Linked DNA regions of Homo sapiens: region 1 is linked to region 2. A link is a loop called in an ENCODE intact Hi-C map of the cell type or tissue named here. Cell type or tissue: Calu3. All regions are shown on one strand. Region 1 overlaps GABRB1 (gamma-aminobutyric acid type A receptor subunit beta1). Region 2 overlaps GABRA4 (gamma-aminobutyric acid type A receptor subunit alpha4).

Region 1 (8,000 bases), 450 kb before region 2:
GGTGACACCATCATTTATCCATTTAATATTTTCCTAATTGTTTAGCCTTTCGTCTATATCTCTATGTTTCTCATATTTTTCTTGATTGATTTTGCAGCCTATCAGATAAGAAAGTAAGGTCTGTTAGACTTATTTTTAGAAACATCAAGCTGCTTCCATAGATTACTGATTCTCCTTTTACAGAATGTGGGGTTACTATATTGCCCAGAATGCTTCAATTTCATCAGCTTAAGTGTCTGTTGAATTTTTTTTTCCTTCCTTCTTGGACAATGGAATGATGTATTTCATTCTATAAACACAAATAGCCATGTGGTGTACTAATGTCTGTAGGCTCATGATAATATCCTCCCACTCACAAGGTCTGCTTTCCTTTATACATGCTAATGGAGCTATATTGCATTAATTTATGTAGGTACATATGTTTTAGGTACATTGCTAGCCAAAGATCACAGTGACGGTTACTCAATGGCCCCAATACACAGTGAAGTAAAGGATAATCACACCTGCAAATGCTAAAAATCTTATTGTCTGTATTGATGTGCTTGTTATCAATAAAATCTCAAAACAAACAGCTTGTAGCCTCTACATTTTATTTGTCTTCATAGTCAAAGGGGAGAATATTTTATGTCTCAGAAAAAAATCCTTAGTCATCTATTTCTGTGGCATAATAAATATATATGTGATTTTGTCCCTCATTCCTGACACAGAGCTCTTAAATATCTTGGAATTTCTTGGGTGACAGCAGCATCTCTCATTTTAATGCAGTGATTCTGGTGAGCATCTAGATGGCTTCAGGATGGGGGCTGGTTGTCAAAAAGACCATACCCAGATTAGAAGCCTGAAACTTTCACAGTCCCCACCTCAACCTCCAGAGAGCAGAGAAAAGCTGTAGATTGAGTTAATAATCCATCATGCCTATGTGATGAAACTTCCATAAAACCCACTAATGTTCAAAGACCTTCCAGGCTGGTGAACACATCAAGGTGCTGGGAGGGTGGCATGCCTGGAGAGGGCATGAAAGCTTTGCACCCCCACAACTCCCTGCCATTCTTTGCCCTATGTGTCTCTTTCATCTGGCTGCTCCTGAGTTGTATAAACCAGTAGTAGTAAGTAGACTGTTTTCCTGAGTTCTGTGAGACATTCCGGCAAATTGTCAAACCTAGAGGGAGGTTTGTGGGAGCCCCTGATTTGAAGCTAAGTAGGACAGAGTTGTGGGTAACCCGGGAACCCAATGCTTGTGAATGGCATCAGAAGTGAATGCAGTCTTCTGGGACCGAGGCATTAAACCTGTGGAGTCTGACTCTGGAGTCTAACTCTTGAGTGTTAGAATCAGAATTGAATTGTAAGAGATCCACTTGGTGTCCAGAGAGTAGGAGAATTGGTTGGTGTGAGGCAAACCCAAACATTTGGTGTCAGAAATGTTGTGAGTAAAAGCAGTTCAGAGTTTTCAATTTATTTTAATAATCACAGAGTAGATTTCTCTTAGATACCTGTGGTCAAATCTTTTACAGTCTTGAAATCCTGTTGCATCGTCTATACATGTAATAAACATCTCAATTCTCGGCACCTCCCTTCTTAAAATAATCTCAGGTGAGAAATGAAAATAAATTGTGACTGTTTACTCTTGTTCTTAATTTCCACTGAGATCTGGGTACAACCTTCTCAAAAAGATGAGTTTCACAGTACTGTAACCAAATAAAACATGTACTCCTTGCAAAGTTTGTGAGAAATCTCTTTCAAAATTCAGACAACCTTGACTTATTATTGTTATCATGGAATAGAGAGGATCTTGCTGTTCAACTAGTCTCAGATGAGGTCATGGCATTATTATGATAGGATGTTGCCTCTGCCAGTAATTTCTGCTCTGGTTAAAAAGGAAGATTGAAACCTCTTTCCACTTTGAAACATTTGTTTGGTTGTAGGCAAAGTCTTTCGTGTTAATATTCTCCGGAAAGTGTAATGACAGCGTTCACTAGGACAAATGAAAAGGAATTAACCCCATGTGCAAAGAAGCTAAACTAGTGTGTCAGTATCATAATGTTTTTAAAGATTGTTTTCAAATTGAGTGTTAAGAATGCCTAATCTATTTGGCATCCTTAAAGATGTGCATCATTGCTTTATTTTAAAAAATAAAAAACAAAATCAGGCCTAGTGTAGAAAAGGGAGTCACCTCTGATTTTGACAGGCACTTAGTGTGTCAAATATGCCTTTATTTTCTGAAGTGTAAACTACCTTTAAGGATAATAAGATCATGGACAAGTAAAATAGAAACAGAGGCACTTATCTAGCTAACTTAAATGTACTACTACTTTAACCTTACTGCACTAACAGTGTTATTCTTGGCCTGAAACCCCAGATTTGATAGTTTGGATAACAGTCTTATTTACCTAATTTAATTTCTAAGACCACCTTATATCCTCAATGTGGGAAACTATTCAGAATATCTCTATGGTATTTTTGGTTTGAAGAGTCATGTGTATCCTGATTTTATTGGTTATGAACCCACCCTTGAGTGGTTACTGAGTTTTGTTTTGTTTTATTTAAATTCACCTTCTTTCCTTTTTTTTTTTTTATTTTGGTGTGGGGGTCACTTTTCACTGAGAAATTCTGATGAGAAATAGTGATTTGTCAATAAAGCACATTTTTGGAAAATCCATTAAAATCTAAAAAAAATCCTCAACCTGCCAAAATCAGTGATGGCAAAATGTTTATGGTATGTTGTTAAGAGAAAAATATAATAAAAATGTATGTGTGTGTGTACATATAACAAAGATTATATATGGAAAGAGTTAATAGTGGTTATCTATGAATGATAATATTATGGATGATTTTTTCTTTCAAAAATTTTACGTGGTGAATATGTAATCATTTAAAAAATAAAACCTGATACGTTATTTTTACGTTCTAGAAATTGCCTGTTTGGGAAAAATAAACATCAAAGTTATTTAAATATCCTGTAGAGGGCACTCAAGATCTTCCAGATTCATAGGCAGCGACATGATACTGTGAAGATTTTATTCCTTTAGTTACAGGAGTTTTAGGTTTTCATGATGATTTTAGTTTTGGATCACTGATTCTCACAAGGTTTTATTTTAAAATTCATTTATGTTAAGTGACACTAGAACAATTATGATTAATAGACCTTGTCACATATTCAGATCTTTAGCTAGAAATATATCTGAATATATGCAACTCTAGTTGATTACTAAAGTAACTATAAAAAATGACCTGTTTGGTATATTTAATGCTTAAGTTATAATACTTTCACTAACATTTTGAGGAGTATGGTAGCTCATATGCCCGCTATTTTAGCTATGCATATTAATGAACAAAAATCTATGTGCCATAAATGATATGAACCCATTCTTCACATCTCTCAGTTATGATTTTACAACTGGAAGCAATAAGATGCATTGAATTAAAAATTACTAATATATCAGATCAGAATTTAATTTTCATTTTTATTAACTTATTTGCCTAGTCCCTGATTTTTTTTTTAGGTATAATCTATCATTTTAGTCTCATATCCCTTATTCACTCACTCTCAGATGATACTTATTGAGAGCTGCTACCCAATTCAATTTTTAAATTGGATGCCTTTCTCATCTGTGGATGCAAAGTTGTGGTCCCTGACCTGAGTTTTCACAGAGGTATTGCACACAACCTCCAATAATCATATTCTACCAAGCTCTTGTGTCTATAGAAAATAGTGGATTTTCTTTCCTAGAAAAATAGCTTTTCTCTGGCAATTCTCAGCTGTCTTCAAATATGGCATGGTTTTTGGATCCTCTCTAGAATCAGGTTGGATAGCCTTAGCAACTAGGAGGCTATGTGCTTTTGAGATTCACAAACTGTCATGCTTTCTTGTATAATTTCTTGGCTTTTGAAATCCATGTGAATAGAATGTTGTAAAGCTGACAGTTCACAGTTGTTTGTATCTATAGCTTATCTGCACTCATTCCCAAGTGCTAGATTGGTGTCACAGAGGTTATTGTAGTAGGCATGTTGGGCACATTAATGTCTGTGTTTTAAAAATTGCATTGTGTCTGGGCATGAAGGAAAAGAACTGATTCGATTATTATTGGTTTTGCTAGAATTGATTTTTTACTCCATGTAATTTGGCAGTTACATTGATGAAATACGTGGCTAGCTGCCAATTTTGTTTATGTTGAAGGCTTTATTTCTGATGTCCATGAAATAGGAAGTCCTGCAAATATGAATTGGTCTTTAGAGCTGCCTGGGATGGAACAGTTTGGGAATAGCAGTTAGGAAAGGGCAATGCTCTGTACTTATTGCTCAATCTCAGGCTTGGGAAGAAAAGCAGTGATGATACTTTTCACTTTTTCAGATGGAGAAAATGGAAGTACAGAGTTCCATGACCTGATTGGGAAGGCTGAATGCTTCCAAGTTTCTCTCTGTGGAAATGGGGCCAATAATCTGTGCTACCTGACTTACAGGAAAGATAAAAGAGGTTATTTTGCAAAGTGATAGCTACAGAGTGCTTCTTAGAAGCAATCCATCATCAAAACGCTTAGAAGAATGCTTCCAAGTACATAGGCATCACATGTTGTGTCAGGGTGGGTCTACAACAGTGATTCTCAACCTCAGGTGATTTCCCCTGCCAGAGACATTTGGCAATGTCTATTTTTGGTTGTGAAAGGAGTGCTACTGGTACTTAGTAGGTAGAGGCCTGGGATGCTGCTAAACTTCCCACAAAGAACAGTACAGTGGCCTAGAAAAAAGAATTATTCCACCCAACATGTCAATATTGCTGATGTTGAAAAACCCTGGCCTATAGCTATGAGATGCTGTGTTTGGTAGAATGGCTCATGTTAAAACCATTTGTTTTGGTGATGTAACATGTGGTGCATAATTATACCTAGATTCTATTCTATTAGGATAGAAGATTTAAGAAGGGAAGATGCAAAATCGTTTTGTAATTCAGTCACAATAGAATTTCTTCACTATAATCCAAGCACCTTATCCCTACCCCCAGCCTAGACAATAAAAATGTGGTCACACACTACTTGGAGGGGGGAGGATACAGGGGAAATTCGCATCTGACAATCTTTGTAATTTTTTGCAAATTCTTTGCTCTTTGGTTTAGAAACTGTTGGCGAGAAAGTAAGATAGAAGCATGTTTACACATACAAACTTCCTAAATAATTCTCTTCACCCATAAGTTCCCCAGCACATACACTAGTTAAAGGCACTTCAGGGCAGGGAAGGGGGGAAAGAGAAATAGACAGGAAAGAAAAAGTCAGATGTGAATTTAGGAAGGCCTGTGTCTGTCTCTGACCCTTCAAGCTGGGTTCTAGGGTAGGAATATGAGGTTAGACAGCCTCTTCCAAGTTCTGAGACATGAGTAGAAGCAAGCCTTGTAGGGAAGGCTGTTCATTCCACTGTTTGGGAGAATGGACAGGATGCTCTGTTAAGCCTGTGGAGTGTAAGAGATAATTTTGTCTGAGTTTATTAAACTAAGGGAGGCTTTCCGAGGAATCCTGATTATGAACACGCACGGGGAGAGAACCAGTGTTCCTGAAAGAGATCTCAGAGTCATCCCATTGGAAGATGCAGCATGGATGGTTCCTGCCAGGGATCAGACAAAGACCAGTTAAGTCTTGAGCACATCACTGGTGCAGAGAGTTGAGTGGGAGCTGAGTTGACACCCACAAAATGCCCAGTCACCAGTGGAGTGAGGACCTGATCCTGCTTGTGGTGAGCCCCAGACAGAAGTTACAGCTGAAGTTAGAGGCTGGCCCAGGACTCAGGAGACTCAGCATGATAGGTAGAAACTCTCTTCCTTAGCTCCCAAGGGTGAGGCTTCTGTAGTCACCTCCAGAGCTTACAATAGACTTCAGGGGTAGGTGTGGCACAACGGGGAGACAGTGCACAAGGACTAGGGCACATTTCCCTGCTCTCCTGGTGGCAATTACCCCTGTGCTATCTGAGCCCTCTATCAATGCCATGGGAAAGAACAGGAGGAAACATAAACCATCCTGGTGTTACTGTATTTACAATCTGAAGTGTCTGAAAAATTGCTGAATCGAGGAAGTATATGGCCATTATCAGACTGAACCATAGAGTCTAAAATAAAATCATAAAAACCAAAGAATGAATTTTCATATATCTTAGTTTGTAGACTTTGAAATTCTTACCCATTTTATCTTTATCTATAGAAAAAAGTACAGAGATTATGAAGTCCAGTGCCTCATTCCCAATCTTCATTGAATAACTAGTGTGCCTATATAAGCAAAAACCATAATAGAATTCTATCAAGGAGATGTACAGTTAAATTCCCATGAAACAATATATCTAGGGTTTTAAGAGGATGCTGAAGTACTCTTTTTCTTCAAAGAATTTCCATTTTTATCTTTTCAGTTGAATAGACGGATGATCAATTTCCAGAAGTTCATGTTAGTAAAACATGGATTTTTTAATAAAATTGTACTAGAAAAATTCTTTATCACCCACATCCCATAGTGCTAATTAAAGGACTCTGAGCATGAAGATGGGGCTTATCCCTTATCTAGATTGCTTTTGGACTAGCCACTTCTGGCTACTGATTTTCATTTCAAAAGGAAGACGTTGGCTAAGTTTCTTTTCTACAGCTTAGAGCAGTCAGTGCTCCTGGGAATTCTTTGATAAATTTCATATAAATATTTATCACTGAAAGTCCGCTGTGTGTCTACTTCTTCCCTGTCGAAGATTATCTTTTACTAAAGTTATTACTTGGCAGGCAACTGTTTGTTGATACTTGGTTATATGCTCCATAAAATAAACCTTTAATTCTGAGGCAAGTAATATGCATTATAACAAGCAATTCCAGAGAAATTATTATATTAAGAATATATACAACAAATTATAATTCTGCTCCGGAATAAAACCTGGAAATAAATACTAGTGATTAAATAACACCCTATATCAAAAGCATCCATGTTCCCTTGTGATCATAATTATAGTTGCCATTGATTTAGTGTCTTTAATGGGTCAGGTATAGAACTGGGCCTTTTACGTACATGACCATATCATTCAAACCTTACAGCAAACATTAGGGAAGAAATTATTATCTCCATTCTAGTGATTAGGGAACTGAGGCTTAGGAATTTTAAATGACATGGTCACAAGCCTTGTTAGGGCAGTATTAGTCTGTTTCCAAAATCTTTCTTCTTCACTCCACTGCCTAGTTTCATACTAATTATTTCATATTACTAATTCATACTTTTAGTTTCAGACTATAGAAAAAAATTACCCTATACCATATTAGGTTGAATCATATGAAAGTGCTGATATATTTGACCCTTCCTGGATGTAAAAGAACAACCTCATATGGTTAAACATACTACAGTACAGCATGTTTAGCTATAGTATAGTACACAGATGGTTTTCAATTTATAATGAGTTTGTGTCCCAATAAACCAATCATAAATTGAAAATATCATAGTAAAAAATGCACTTAATACACCTAACCTACCAAACAGCATAGCTTAGTTTAGCCTACTTTAAATGTGTTCAAAAACCTTACATTAGTTCACAGTTAGGCCAACTCATTTAACAAAAAGCCTATTTTATAATGAAGTGTTGAATATCCTAGGTAATTTACTGAATACTGAACTGAAAATGAAAAACTGAATGGCTGTATTGGTACTCAAAGTATGGTTTCTACTAGATGAGTATCCCTTTTGCACTACTGTAAAGTTGAAAAATTGTATACGTCAAACTATCACCAATCAGGGACCATCTGTGGTATAGTATGTTCAGCTATAGTATAGCATAGTTGTATAGTAGAGTATAGTACAGTATAGTATAGTATACTTAGTAATATACTATGTACTATAGTATGTTCAGTATTAGGCTCAGCTCAGTCAAGATTATGAATTCAGGCACTATGGGAATTGGCAGAATAGTTTTGATCTATTGACCTATCCACATCTCACATTGCATTGTTAATCTGTTATCTTGAATATAATGAGGGATTTGAAAAGCAACACATAAGTCAT
Region 2 (8,000 bases):
CGGGTGTGGTGGCACATGCCCGTAGTCCCAGGTACTCAGCAGGCTGAGGCAGGAGAATTGCTTGAACCTGGGAGGCAGAGGTTGCGGTGAGCCAAGATTACGCCATTGCACTCCAGCCTGGGCAACAAGAGCGAAACTCTGTCTCAAAAAAAGGAAAAGGAATAAAAGAAACAGTGATCTGATAGAATAGTACACAAGATCCCCTTCTTATATAACCCACATCTTTTTTTAGACATTGAAACACTTGTGGCTGTAGTCTTTCCTACATGGCACATGACATTAGGTGTAGTAGATAGTTCAGTTAAAAGCATGTTAGCTGAGTGCCAGGTGCAAAAGAATCACTCAAGAAAAGTTAACCATTGTTTTGGCTGTTGTTGTTATTGCTACTTTTTCCTGAAGAGCTTTTTGACATACGTCTTATGCATAAGTTATAAGGTTTACTCTAGTGTTAATTCGCACCCATACTACCTATATGAATTTTGATTTTTCTATTGCATTTTGTATTTATTTGTATTTATTTCTCATTGTCACCAGCAACATCCTTTCCCTGACTGACTTCACCATAGAATATTCTTTTTTTAAAAACTTTTTAAAATTATACTTTAAGTTCTGGGATGCATGTGCAGAACGTGCAGGTTTGTTACATAGGTATACACGTGCCATGGTGGCGTGCTGCACCCATCAACCCGTCATCTACATTAGACATTTCTCCCAATGCTATCCCTCCCCTAGCCCCCCACCCCAAACAGGCCCTAGTGTATGATGTTCCCCTCCCTGTGTCCGTGTGTTCTCATTGTTCAACTCCCACTCCATAGACTATTCTTTCCTTCAGTGATCATTTGCTTTGGTAATTATTAGACATGATGGCCATATTTTCATAGACGTATAATATTGTCTTCTAAAATTTTGTTTCCCGTAATTATTTATTTCTGTGACATATCATTTTCTTTTGGAGGCAGAATCTTATTATGTGACTTCAGCTGGGTTCTTTCTATGTAATATTCGTTTGAATCCTACTATGTGCTAGACATTAAGCTAAGTGCCTTACATGCATTATCTTATATATTTATTAGGAGGAAGGCAGCATTATTACTCCTATAGCAAGGACTTTGAGGTTTTGAGAGGCTAAATAACTTGCTGAATATCTCATAGCTAGTAAATGACAAATTCGGTATTTGCAACCAGGTCTGTCTTATTTGGGAGCCCACAATTTTAACTGTTTAGCAAGTGTTTTTCAATTTCTGATCCCTGGATCACTGGCAATGGCATAGCTAATGAAAAACACTTCCTGCAAATAGGGCTTGTTTGAGACTTTGAGTTTTTAACCAGTCTCAGATTATTTTTATAAACACTTTGTATGACCACAATACTGCTTTTCTACATTGAATAAGAAAAGATTCATCTAGCATAGTATCTGTATTTAGAGGAAGTGAGTGGAGTGTCCTTTGCACTCTTTTCTCTCCAGGGTTATGTTGGCGGCATTGATGAAAGCAGTTCCTGGCATGATTTCAGGTAGCATTTGAACAAGTTTGCTTAATCAAGCTAAGAACCTCTGCTCTGACCAAAGAAGTCTCTAACAAAGCGGTTTCCTCCATTGGAGCCATGTGTCTACCATACAAAACATTTACAAATAAAAAGGAAACACTAGGAATCAGTATGAAACAAAAGTAATCACAAAGTCACCTATCTTAAAGAAATTCTAATGTTTTAAACCCTCAACTCTAAATATATAAAGGGAAAATGAATGGATTCTTTAAGATTTCTTTTTCTGGTAATCCCAAATGGAAAACAAAAGTTTATCCCAGTGCCTGATATTGAAAGTAGTATTTCTGTAACTTATGGAAATACAAACATTGAATTAAATGCCAACATTGGGAGGAAATTAAATACAATAAATAGGGAACTCAGCATTTTGGTTTCTACATTTTGGAGCTCAATATATGATAGAGTGCCTTGGTATATAAAATATTTAGCATGTTTATTTGGAGGGGATGTGTTAAAAATTTCTACGTGTAGCACGTTCTAAAAATGCTGTTGATATTTCTCAGTAAATCATTACCTTGGAGTTTAGTTCTAGCTGCTCTACCACATTTGTTTATTTCCCTATTAAATAAGATGTGTGGCTTACCCATGAAGTCCTGTCCAAATGATCTTGAATAAATGTCTTTATATTACTAGATTCTTTTTTTTTAGTATGTGACTCATTGATATTCTAGAAGATAAACCTATTCGTTATCAGTCTTGTTAGTTTTTAATTTACAAGGATTAAGTTACATTTTATTAAACTTCATTAGCTTCTCAAGCAAGTAATATGAATGTAGCTGTGTGCATTCTGCAGACCTAATCTTAGTCACTTTATCTCATTGCTGCTAGAGTCATAAGTTGAGATGAGTTTTTTTTGCAGTTGATAAAAATTATTTAGAAATTGTGTCAGATCACAGTCATGACTGACGAATTGCCTGGATCTGCTCCTGTTTGCCTGTTGCTGCTTTAATTTGTTGGTAATGTTTAAATCTACCACCTTGCATCTCTTTTCTTGCTTCAGGCTATTGTGACTAATGACAAAGTAATTTCAAACTAAATCATTTTTTAAAATTCAAATGAAGCTTAGGTGCTTTTTCTTGTTCGAAACCACTGTGCATCAGCTAAATCATGATAGAACCACTGAAGTCTCTACACTCTGTACGAAACACAACATCACTCTGACACATTAGTTGCACCAAAATGTGAAAGCTGGGTGAATATTCTTCCCAGTGAGTCGTGTGCCAGATAGATCAGCAGATACCTTATTCCTTTTGTGGTCTGTCATCATGGAAAATGACTACTTTTAACAGAGTAAAACTTGAGACATAACTGCAAAAATAACTTGAGTGTCATTTAACTGCTTGGCAGAGAGCAATGATTTAAGCCTCAAATCAGTCTAATTCCACTTTCCTTTATGTAGGATATGATATACAGAATAGTGAAACTTCTAAGGCATTCTCAGCCAGACTTGGGATTGAGTCAAGATAACTTAAATGCCTTAGGCACTACCTGCAATATTCTAAAGATGTGTCCCATAGAAAAAGAAATAATAAATTGGAGATCAGATAAAAATTTTTGACACTTTCTAATTTGAAAAAGGATCTTGATTCTATAGGATATCCATTTTAATGCAATTTATCAAATATGAAATAGGTGCCTACTGTGTGCATTAATCTACAATGATTGATAAGACAGTCTTTATACTCTAGCTCATTACTTCTTTTAAACTGGAATAAAAACACTTGATCTTTGTTTTCAGACAGTAATCTTTTTGGTACTGTTCATGTTGCACACCCCACTCTCAAAAAGTCTCTTACTTCATTGTTCTTTTTTCTAACCACCTTAGACTGATTCTTTTTATTTTTGCTTAGACTCTCCTCTTTCTCTAGGCATATTCTTCAAATGTAAGATTTTATTTCTTCGATATTTATAACTTATCCAATAGTAGATATCATCAGAATATAGTTTTCCAACTGTCAAAAGCATGACATACAAATAATGAATGGACAGGTCTCCAAGATTGGTTCAATTGTTAATTAATGAGAGACCCACTTAGATGGTAAAATGGATTCAAAATCTTTTTGAGGAATGGCTACGTATAGGCAATTTTTTAAAAGGAAAAGTAAAATAAGACTGGTAGGTTAAATACAGAAGTGCTTAATGTCTGACAAGGCAATAAAACCATAACCTTTCATGATCTTTTGTACTAGACAGGAATCCATAATTGAATATGTTAACTTGACAGTGTTTGGGTTCTAATAAAATATTAAATGGCAAAATCAAACTCAAGTAAATTATTCTAAAGACTTAATAATCCTTGAGTGGGCTTGTTAAACAATACTCTATTATGACATTGAAAGGACATGCTGTATTTTTTTCTGATGTCCAAGTCTTGTATAATTTTTCTTAACATTATACTACTATGAGTACTTGACTGACTCAAATATGTGCAGCTTGTTAAGTTCTTTAAAGCCTCCTCCACATTTGTGAGTAGAGAACCTCTACAGTGAGGCAGAACAGACACCAAGTAAGTAACTTGCTGTATGACTTCCAGTGACCTGTAACCTTTCTGTTCTTACTTTTCTCTACTGGAAAATGAGGTAATGGAATAAGTTGATCACTGAAATCCCTTTCTGTTTTAAAATATTGTAATTCTTATAGAGTGGGATTATGAAGGGCAAAATATGTTGGTCCTTCAGCTAGCGTGTGGATTAGGCAACAGTGCCCCCTAAAGGTCCTCTATGAGTTCTGGGCAGGCCAATCTTCTAAGTATCCCAGAATGTCTGAGGAACTTCCGCCCTCACGAGCCCTTGGCAGCACCTCCCATCAGGACCTTTGATCTAACTCATCTATCTATTATCTATTGCCACAATAATATTGCATAACAAAAAAAATGATACTTCAGGTACACACAATTAATATTTATTTTTGCTCCCAAATCTGTGGATCAACTGTGGATTCTGTTGATGTTGATTACGCTTGCTCGGGCAGCTCATTTTCTCTTAACGGAACACTCATGAATCTAGTGTCAGCTAGTTGTTGGATGTTCTAGGCTTGTCTCATTGTGATAACTGGCTATTCTCCAAATGAGCTCTCAATCTCTAGCAGGCTAGCCCAGGCTGACCTGTTCTTATGGTGGTGGTGTCAGTGTTTCCAGAAAGAGTGTAAGCAAGTAAGAACTGTTGAGGTTAAGAATTGGAAATGACAAACTATCATTTCCGCCACATACTATTGAACAAAGAAAGTCATTAGCCAGCTTAGGAAAAATAGACTCCAACTCTGGATGGGTCAGGAGTGGGTAAGCTCCTGGACATGAATGTGGAGCATGAATATGGAGGCAGGAATATAAAGAGAAATGATGAATTGGTGTCACTTTTGAAGCCAGTCTATTATATAGAACACAATTCACAAGATTTCAGGACATTCCAGAAGCATACTGGTCTAGAACGAAAGAACTTAAATGTTTTAATACTTTGTTTTGGGGGGCAGTAAAGTTACTTAGAGTCAGTTTGATCCTTCCTACTCTTGCTCTTAAAATTCATTAGACAATACCAGAGCAGTGTTTGAGGCTATTTATACTATACTATTAAGACAGGAACTTCTACGTACTCTACCAAATGCTACATGAATGTTGACATTTTCTAGTGCAGCAGGTGGAAACATGCACTATTCCTGGCTTTGGGTGAATGTCAGGTATTGTTTCTTCTAATCATTTTGGACGGTTCCTTTCAGCCTTGGGTAGTTACCTCACACCCATAAACTGATCTTTGCTTAGTAAAATACTCAATGGGGACTCTCTTTAGATCTTTGGAGTTCTCTCTTTGTTTAGCATTCTTATCTCTGGTACTTTGTCCTGTGAACTCTAGCCATCTTGGTCTCCCAAGACTCTCAACTTCATCTCTTCAGTTCAGGAAGCCTGCCAGTTTTTTTCTGTTTTTTCCTTTCCTAAACCACAGCATGGCAACTCTCTCAAGTTTGTTTCTTCCCTCTCGGTGATTATGGTTCTGTGTTGTCTAATGGCCAGTTTCTTCAAACAACAGGTTTTTTTTTTGCATTTGTTTTAAGTTTTGGGGGTCATTTTAGGCAGGAAAGTAGACTTAGTTCCTGTTACTTCATTTTGGCTGGAAGGGAAAGTCTCCAGTCCTTAGAATTTGGTATTAGGAAACATACAGATTTCTAAAGGTCATGGACAACCTAACTGACTGAAAGAAGAAGATGGTATGCAACTATCATATTATATTTGAAAAAAAAATGTATTTCTTTCCTGTTTGTCCAATTTATCATTTTACTCTCTTTTCTTCTCTTCTTGGGATATTCAGCATTTGGTCATAGTTTGGTTCTTGAATATATTTTACCTTTCATTATATTTTTTATTGTATCATGTGTGTATGTATGTTTCCTTGCCAATGATTATATATGCTCTTTAAATTTTGAGGATATACCTTGTTCTTTTTTTATGTTATTCACCATGTATATAATATTTTAGGATCAATGATAATCAGTTAATTACTATCCTTTTCTGTAACAAGAGATTCAAAATCTGAGGATTAATTAGGTGACATTTACAATGTTCTGTATAGAGGAAAACTGCAGGATAAGTAATGGTTCTTCAGCTTTCAGGTTGATGTCAATTTTGATTTCAATTTTCTCCACCCAAATTCAGTGCCATATGTTAGGCTACAATTTCTCATTAGTTCAACTGCACCCTGCTTAGAAGAATACTACAAGCTGACATGACGAATGCTTTCTACACCTGTCAGAGTCTACACTGGCTCTGTTTTGTGAGGCTGTTTTTCCTTCTCTACTCAGCGACCTTGAAGTCATGATTTATGAGATATGAATTGAACTTTAAACATGCTAGATGAGTATACTAAAAAAGAATACATTTGTAGAATAAACCTTTATGTCTAAAGTGAGATTTCAATTAATTGTATATAATCTACCCACTTCATATATTATTAGTATCTGTGAATTGCCCTTTGAGGCTGGCTTCTTCCAATCACCCTTTTATTAGCTGCTCTTCTTTCTCTTTCCTCTATTTCTCCATTTTTTCACTCACCATCTACTTCATGAAATGGTAAGGGGAGAAGTTATGGAAAGTAATGATCATCTAACATTACTATAGCTAAGAATAAGCATAGTTAGGGAGGACAAATTCCTGCAAAAATATAATAGTATATTCTAAAAACTCAGACGTGGGTATTTCAGGGAACATCTGAGAAATTACTGTCCTTCATTAGCATGGAGAATCTATAATTAATTATGTATATAGTTATTTATTGTGGCTGTCAATATTATAAGAATTTTAGTGGTTTACTGCACAACTTTCTTCAAATATAATCTTGTTCTACAAACAAAATAATTTGCTGAAAAGCAGTGAAATATTTCAATTTAATCACTCTTTATTGGTTAATGGTTTGAATTCAGATATTTATGCAACTGTTGGTTGATGCTGTTTATAAGTCTAATACAACCTTTTTCTAATTAAATTTTATTTGTATTTTCATCATTAATTGAAGTGAAAAATAAAATATGTCAGTATTATTAGATTTCATAATAATGTGTACTATTATCTATGCTTTTCATGAAAGTAAATTGAAAGGACTTAGAAATCAAAGTTTTTGGACTTTTTTAAATAAAGGAATGTTAGGTACGTATGGATAGTTGTTATTGTTGATATTCTGTGTACATGACTAGGTATAGTTCTCCCTGTTTATAAAACAAACACATAGAAAACTTTGAAATGTATATGACATATACAGAATATTATTTGCAATAAAGCTAAACAAATAACTTTTACAGCAGTATTCATTAACTCTTAAAATGCAATTAAGCATGACCTCAGCTTGTAGTTCTAACAACTTGATCTTTTTTCTATAGATTTAAGGTTTAATTATTTATAAGAATGTACCATATTTTGAAATAGAAGATTTTTGATTCAAAGTTTCAAATGTATGCACATTATATTTTAGTTATGTATTTTAAAGGTTTTTAAAATCAAGATGACTACAGCTTATTAATAAAGTTTTATTTTATGGAAATGACTAATTTTAAGAATTTTGATCCCTTTAAATTTTGTACAAATCTGCATAAAGTTACATAACCAATATATTTTTTCATATACCTTTTCAGAATACAAATGCCAATTTGAACATGAGAAAAAGAACAAATGCTTTGGTTCACTCTGAATCTGATGTTGGCAACAGAACTGAGGTGGGAAACCATTCAAGCAAATCTTCCACAGTTGTTCAAGAATCTTCTAAAGGCACACCTCGGTCTTACTTAGCTTCCAGTCCAAACCCATTCAGCCGTGCAAATGCAGCTGAAACCATATCTGCAGCAAGAGCACTTCCATCTGCTTCTCCTACTTCTATCCGAACTGGATATATGCCTCGAAAGGCTTCAGTTGGATCTGCTTCTACTCGTCACGTGTTTGGATCAAGACTGCAGAGGATAAAGACCACAGTTAATACCAT

What was found. Peaks named below come from ENCODE experiments on the same cell type or tissue, not always from the same donor. Only the 100,000 strongest peaks of a DNase experiment are listed, where the experiment ranks them.
Region 1: a loop joins it to region 2, with 6 times the contacts of the local background. A loop is called at or near these places in 26 of 110 quality-filtered maps.

What each region holds. Positions count from the first base shown.
Region 1 is chr4:47,378,989-47,386,988 of GRCh38, reverse strand. The region is part of intron 5 of GABRB1 (gamma-aminobutyric acid type A receptor subunit beta1); the gene reads right to left. Among named protein-coding and RNA genes, the nearest start is that of COMMD8, 81 kb to the left of the region's middle. In Calu3, no CTCF peak of the experiment used is centred here; no DNase peak of the experiment used is centred here.
Region 2 is chr4:46,928,412-46,936,411 of GRCh38, reverse strand. It overlaps GABRA4 (gamma-aminobutyric acid type A receptor subunit alpha4), which reads left to right. Exons shown (of 9, transcript NM_000809.4): 9 at 7,657-8,000. Among named protein-coding and RNA genes, the nearest start is that of COX7B2, 23 kb to the right of the region's middle. In Calu3, no CTCF peak of the experiment used is centred here; a DNase peak (open chromatin) is centred at 4,261.